Regions from separate parts of the Mus musculus genome. Here region 1 is linked to region 2. Evidence: chromatin contacts called from ENCODE Hi-C or POLR2A ChIA-PET data. All regions are on one chromosome and are shown on one strand. The core of a region is the stretch at or near the end of the contact, and the rest is flanking DNA. Distances in the headings are between cores, read along the strand shown.

Region 1 (3,617 bases), core at 446-2,945, 760 kb before region 2:
CCGGGGGTGATAACAAAAAAGAATTCTACTACCATTGATGAGTTTAGATTTTTTAACCCTGCCGTTAACAAAAATAAATATATTTTTTGTTTTTCAAATAATGTATGTTTTTTAAACATACTACTAAACACAAAATGAAAGATAAAATTATGACACTGAGACAGAAACAACATGCTACTGATTTAATTGAGAAAAAATAAATTGGATTGTATTAAATTGGGTAGCTATGAACAAAGGGGAAGAATTTCTGAGAGATTGTGAACATTTAACCAATGGTCTTAAAGGCCAAGAGAAATGGCCAGGCAAAAAAAGTAAGCTAGAGTTCTAAAGCTTAGACCAGCCATGCAAGGATGTCTGTAAAGTGACTGACAACGACGCAGACTTTAAGCCTGTGGGAAACTTAGAGACATAAACCACCTCTATCTCTATAAAGAATTTCACTTGGGAGTGGCTGGATATAAATGGTGATTGAAGTAACAGATATGAATAAGAGAGTACAATGAGCAAAGCAACAAGAACAAGATGTAAAGCTAAGTATCTTATAAATTTAGCTGTGCATGATTAGTGGGAAAAAAAGAAAAATAAAACATGATTCCTTGCTTCAGTACCGAATCATGTGTCAGGTACTGAACAGCAGGAAAAAAAATGAGACAGAAAGCAACAAAGAAAGTGGTCAGCTGTACCAAAATAAAGGTCAAAAAAAAAAGTTATGGGTGTGCAAAAGCATCATAGGTGTGCCCATTACAGATGGTCACTGGTAAACACAAGATGCTGGGGAATACATGCTTATACCATCTCAACAGTACTTGGCATAGGTACCAAAAATGCTGAGGACAGATGCTGAAAAGATGTAAAATTTGAGATCTGAAACGCAAACAGAATTTTACCATGTCCAGAGAAACTTAAACTAACCATAATGGAGCAGGGATGTAAACAGAGTACTCACTCCTGGAACTTTAAGGGGGCAGGAGGTATTTTATATCTACTGAAAAATGCAGGTTTACAAAAGAAACCACTAGAATTTGGGTGGTATTAAACTCAAACAAAAACAAAAACCAGAACTTTAAAAGCAGAGACCGAATTAGAAATATTTATTAAAAGTTGGACCTAATTCACAAACTGGGGGGGGGGGGGGGGGTGAGAAATGAAGAAAAGCAATTAACTACTTCAATTATTAGTCCCTAGGCCACCCCTGAAGGCTATAACTTTTCACAGAATGTAGAAAGAGGGTCTCAGTATAAAGCCAGGGATGGTCAGATAACTTCACTCCGGGGAGTGGGGGAGATTGGGGACGGGATCCAATTTGTAAGTGATAATACAGAATAGAAATGTAAACAATTACATCGTGGTAAATAAATCTGATTAAAGTGTGTGCAAAAGCAAGTATTGTGTTTCATACAGTCACAAACTTGTTATGTCATACAGTCAAGAGCCAAGGAATCAAAATCCTGGTTCTAGTATCGTCTCTACCTGCGACGTGTTACATTTCTGAACAGTGGTCCTTTTTGACTTTGTGTTTAACCTGAGGGCAGGCTGAAGGCGGGCCGTCTGTCACCGCAAGCTGGCCATCAGCATCTTACCTGTGGCCTGCTGCTTAGGAAAAGGTACCTGGTAGGTCCCAGGCCCCACGTGCTCCTCGGTGCTGCCGCGGTTGGCACAGTCGAGCCAGCGCGGAGCACGGTCATACATAGTGATGAGGGGCGGGGCCCACGGGACCGGAAACTAGACAGGCGGCCTGCGTCGTCCCTACACGCGGGACTAGAGTGCGAGCTGCGTGCTGACTGGCTCAGCGGCGTCAGCTTTCCCTCGGGTCCTCGGCACAGAGGTAAAGTGGCGAGGACAGCAGCCAGAGGACCCGCCCGCCAGCCCGCCAGCGTTCAATTCAGCGCTCACGGGTCACGCCAGAGACCGGGCTTAGCCGCCTGAACTTCCGGCTCTGGCTCCGCCCACTCCCCGCCTCCCGGAAACCTTGGAAGGGCAGAGGCCGGAAGGACTCGGGCCTGTAGGTGCACTTCCGGCACCGGCCTCGGAGCATTTCCGGTCGAGCGCTCAGAGCTCGGAGATGTCTTGTAGAGTCTGACGAAGCTCCCTGCGCTAGGCAGGGCGGTGCTGCACCTCAGCTCCACCTCAGCTCCGCCTCAACTCACCTGCTTCCTGTCCCAGAATACCTTCGCTGCGCAGAAAAGCCCTAGAAACGCACTAGAAGGAGGCGAATTAATTTGATTTTGATTTGCCTTCCCTGTAAATCAGGGTGACTGGAAAGACCCGGGGGGCGGGGCAGCGAGGCGGGGACAGGTGGAATAGAAAAGCTCGGGACCCCAAAACAGGGTTTGGGATCAGCAAAGTCCCCCTTCACTCCTGTCAAAAAGGCATCCTCTGAATAAAGTCACTACTGAATCTGACCTGCAGGCCATCAAGATTTCTAAAGGAAAGCTGGGAACGCAGAGGGTTGGGGGCGGGGGTGGGGGGGTGACAAGAAATGGCAACATCTGAAAAGGGGAAAGCTTGCCTACTGAAGCAAGTCAAGGGCAAGGGCTAAAAACTGCTTCTGGTGTTGGACACGGATAAATGGCAACATTGTCTACAAAGTAAGGTGAAGGCATCGAAAAAGCCCAAGCCACCCTCATCGATCCACTGAATCTTCAGCAACAGGCGCTGGAGAGTATCAGAATCCATCTATGTGTTTGGTTGGTTTTTTTCATTAAGAAATCCACACAGCTTCTAAACATCCTTAAAGGCTTAGGCCAGTGGTTCTCAACCTTCTGAATGCTGCAACCCTTTAATACGGTTTCTCAACTTGTAGTGGCCCCATACCATAAAATCATTTTCATTGCTACTTTATAACTTTGGTACTGTTAGGAAGCACAATGTAAGTATTTTTGGAGGTAGAAGTTTGCCAGTGGGGTTGTGACCCACAGGTAAAGAACCACTGGCTTAGGCAATCCTTCCATGGCCCTGCCTTACCCACAAAAGAGCTAGAGTGCCTCAGTCCCCAATACAAACTTAAATATATTTAAATTTTGTGATTCTTAGTTTGCTACTTAGTTCTGAATTAATTGTGGCATCTCTGTTAGAATACTCAAAAAGTATGTGTGTGTGGTTCCTAAGAATCTTTTGATGTCTTCTACTAAACAGCTGGATCATTACTTACTTGAAAAGAACTTATTGGCAAATGTATATAGTTCTCTTACTCTTCTAAGTTAACCTGGATACAAATAAAACTAAAGCCCCTGTCCCTGGGTAGGTCATGAATAGCCCAAGAAGGGGCAAGCAAGGTATACAGAATGGCAAGAGAATATCACAAGCACTTGGGAAACTTATTTGTAATGAAGTGTTTAACTTTCTTGTTAACCTTAATGCTTCCTACATTCTTATAAAACTCATAAGTAGCTGGGAAGTGGTGACACATGCCTTTAATCCTAGCACCCAGAAGGCAGAGGCAACAGATCTCTGTGAGTACCAGGCCATCCCAGTCTACCAAGTGAGTTCCAGGACAGCAAGGACTACACAGAGAATCCCTGTCTCAAAAAAGGAAACATAAGAGTTCTTGGTGGGGGTTTTTTGTTTGTTTGTTTTGTTTTTTGTTTGTTTGTTTTGCCTCATATATCTGGCAAGAT
Region 2 (3,847 bases), core at 568-3,067:
CACACGCAAAGCTAAATAAATAAAACTAAATTGAACAGCATATTCACAGAAAAGCTTATAACCTCTAAGTGAGATGGAGAATTGTTTTTAGGTCTCACATAAATCACACAGTGAATAACATAAAATTAAAGGGCCAGATACAGTGAGGCAAACCTTTAGTCCCAGCGCTCAGAGGCAGAGGCAAGTGGCTCTCAGTGAGCTCGAGGCCAGCTAGATCTACACTTCAAGTTCCAGGACCGACAGGGCTACATGGAGAGATTCCATCTCAAACCTTCCACCCTAAACCACCATCAACCAGGACAACAAATATGTGCATATATATTATTTATATTTAAATTGTGTATACATATATATAAAATCAAAGGGCTGAAGAGATGGCTCAGTGGTTAAGAGCACCCACCTACTGCTCTTGCAGAAAACTCCAGGTTCAGTCCTATGCATCTACACTCTCACAGCTACCTGTAATTCTAGTTCCAGAGGATCTGTGCCACCCCCTGGCTTCCACAGGCTCCTGCATGCATATACACACACACAGGCACACACACACACATCTTAAAGGAGGGTGGGAGGTGGGGAAGAGATGGAGGAGGAGGAGGAAAAGGAAGAAGAAGAGGAGGAAAGAAAGAAAAGGAAAGAAGACTATGGAATACATGTCCCAAGCTGGGGTGTAGCTCAATGGTAGAGCATGTGCCTTGAATGCACAAGGCCTTGGATTTGAGTCCTAGCACAACAATGGACAAGCCAAGCAAAATCCCACCCAGAGTCTTTCACTAGGTTTGGCAAGTAATTCAAGGTTAGTATTCAAGCTTAGTATTATGCGACCTAATTATCTTTTCCTTGGGATGGCTTATATAGCATCACTTTAGTGCAATACTTCCCAGTGGAAAGGATCCTAAGAAATATCCAAATGGGGGTAAAAATACTATAACCATCTCTTATAACTGTGCTAACTAATGCATTAGCCATTTGCCACAGGTGGCTATTGAACACTATAGATAAAGGACAAGTGTGAACTGAAATCAGGTATGATGTAAAAATTTGAAAGCTTAGAAGAGTGAAGAATATCTCAATTTAAAAATACTTATAACGTGGAAATAATATTGCGAGTATCAGGTTGGGTAAACATACCATTAGAATTAATTTTATGTGGCTCTGTAAAGTTTACAATTCCATATGAAATTTATATCGCGCATCTAAAGCAATGAGCTACTAGAGCGATTACACTCAGTACAGACCTTCTTAACCACGGAACCAAACCTAGTGAGAAATGCTGGGTTTTGATCAGTTCACTTGACGCTTATGAAATGTGTTGACAGAATAAAGGTTGCAAGCCACTCACTGGGTTTACTGGAGATGGACTTGAAAGTCAAATAACGTGATTTGAAAAAAACAGGTACACCGTGCTGCACGTAGAAAGCCAAGGTCGAAGGAAGGGCCTAACTTTGCTTGGGAGTTTTGAGCACGGCCCGCGCTCCAAATCTGATCCTGCAACCCGGGCGCGACCCGGGCAAGTTCTTCCGTCCCGCGTGACGGGCGCGGGCCTCAGCCCACCGGGCTCCGGCGGAGCAGAGCAGAAAGCAGAGCTGCTCTCCAAGCGCGGCGCCGAAACAAAGCCTCCATGCCCTCGCTGCGGCTGCGCTCGCCTTCCCCGGCGGGCGGCAGCGGGCCACCCGGGCGTTCCCCTCCTCTGCTCCGGCCCACCGCGCGCCTCCATACCTGGTTCGCCATGGCCGCTAGTTCGGGATCGAGCGCTAAGGTTCACGAGTGTAGCGGAACCCGGGTGAGGGCTGGACCGTGCGTGAGGGGAGGGGCTGTGCGCGGGAGGCGGGCCTTCGATGTAGGCGGGGCGTACGTGAGGGCGGGAGGAGGTGGCTGTGCGTAGGGCGGGACTCGGCTGGGAGGCGGGCCTAATACCGGAAGGGCGGGGCCCGCGTTTCGGAGCCTGAGTTTCGGCTACTGCGCTCCGTTGCTGGGGAGGCAGTAGTTTTGGGGCCGTGAAGCGCTTTATTCCAGGCTGGCTCAACTGAGCCCCTGCAAAGCATCTCTGTGGTATTTCCTTGTCTAATTTTCGTGCAGTCTTTGTACGTTAGACGTGAGAGAAATATAGCGTGTGGTAACACGTGTGGGAAAGCACGTGTAGAACAAGCCACGCCTTCCGTGTGTCCCTGTCCGCGGTCCCCCCGCCCCCCTCTTCCCGGGCTTGCACGCGCTAGCTAGCGAGCTACTGATTTGCGGGTTGCATGCGCTAGCGAGCTAATGCAGCCCCTTGTTTTGCGGGTCTGGGTCCAGGACGAGTCAACACTGCGGCCCTCAAGGGCTTTGAAGGAACACTAGAGGGAGAGGTGCCCATCCTAGCAACAGCCCGACCTCGGATTTCAGCAGGTTACGACCAGGTCCTGGGATTTCAGGGACCATCGGACACGGAGAGAAGTTTTCAGGAAGGGAACCGAGGGAGCAGAGTGGGCCCCTTTTAAGAGTGGACCAACTATGTGGAGACAGAGGCTGCTGTATTTGCTGATGTAATCCCAAATGCTGCTTGTGTTGAAATGTACCCACTAAAACACCGCATTTTGTCTTTTTCATGGCTCATTTCCTGATTACACACTTTAAGGGTTGACATTCTCCACGGTACTGTTCAAAGCCCTTCTCTCACTTCACACTAACTCACACCCTGGCTTTTAACGTATATAATTAATAGGATGATCACCATAGTCTGTCTCCAGTCAGGGTAGTGTTCCTAAACTCCAGGCTTGAAGTACCAAGCCAGTGTGTATTAGGGTATCTCAGTGCTTAAAACCCAACTTACTTAAAACTAATCTTGTATTCGTGCCTCCTAATCCTTTTAAATGATTCCAGTGTCTGGTGATTAAAATATTCAAATATACAAGCCATTTCCAGTCAAACCACCACATGTGGATATTATAAGTTATACTCCTGTAAGAAGTTGAACAAGTTGAGGAATTCATAATTCTTACAGAAGTGAAGTCACGCAGGGAGAGCTGCTGCCCCCCGAAACAGAAACAGGAATACAGAGAATCACAATCCATCAGACTAGAAATTCATCATTGCAAGAAGCAGTACTAGGGCCAGAAACTGAAGAGTGATTGACCTATTGCTGTAGGCACTTTGTAGTTTAGTCTGACTTTTGTAAACGACGGAGGATGCAGTCATGTGGAGTGGAGTATTCTCATACTTTGAGAAGTTTATTTTCACGATTTTTCAGGGAAGGAGGGAGAAAAATTTTCCTACTGTTTCCTTTAGAGCAGTGTTTGTCACGTGTGGGTCATGACCCTTCTGGGGGTCGAATGATCCTTTCATAGGGATCACGTATCAGGTATCCTGAACATGAGATATTTTCATTACGATTCATAACAACCAGATGATAGTTATGAAGTAGCAATGAGATAATTATGGTTGGGGTCACCACAATATGAGGAGCTGTATAAAGGGTTGTAGCATTAGGGAGGCTGGGACCACTGCTCTAGAGGTAGTATCAATGTAAACATGTGTGTTCTTAAGGAGGCTTGCCCTCAAAAATGACTTGACCAGGGCTTAACTCAGCATGAGTTTTCCCTGTGCTCATCCAGTCAGGGAGAAGGGAGATGGGCATCTTCAGTCCTCTCTAGTTCTAGAATCCTATTCCTTGTAAGGGGCTGAGAATTCAAAACCAAACCAAACCAAACCAAACCAAACCAAACCAAACCAAACCAAACCAAACAAAACAAAACAAAAACCCAACCAACTAACCAACCAAAAAAAACACCTGAGGCCGGCCGTGGTGGTGCATGCCTTTAATCCCAGCACTCAGGAGGCAGAGCCAGGTGGATTTCTGAGTTCGAGGCCAGCC

What was found. A loop is a pair of places that touch in the nucleus more often than their neighbours do. ChIA-PET counts read pairs that join two places held with the same protein, here RNA polymerase II (POLR2A).
Region 1: a loop to region 2 is called in a map of left cerebral cortex, with 3 times the contacts of the local background. The contact joins the promoter of Stpg2 here to the promoter of Adh5 in region 2. A Hi-C loop is called at or near these places in 1 of 37 maps with a recorded cell type or tissue (left cerebral cortex). POLR2A ChIA-PET finds 5 or more read pairs at or near these places in 1 of 5 experiments (Patski).

The regions. Positions count from the first base shown.
Region 1 is chr3:139,203,971-139,207,587 of GRCm38, reverse strand. It overlaps Stpg2 (sperm tail PG rich repeat containing 2), which reads right to left and starts at 1,695. Exons shown (of 14, transcript NM_198659.2): 1 at 1,581-1,695. The coding sequence starts at 1,689.
Region 2 is chr3:138,441,063-138,444,909 of GRCm38, reverse strand. Adh5 (alcohol dehydrogenase 5 (class III), chi polypeptide) reads right to left here and starts at 1,817. Exons shown (of 9, transcript NM_007410.3): 1 at 1,717-1,817. The coding sequence starts at 1,728.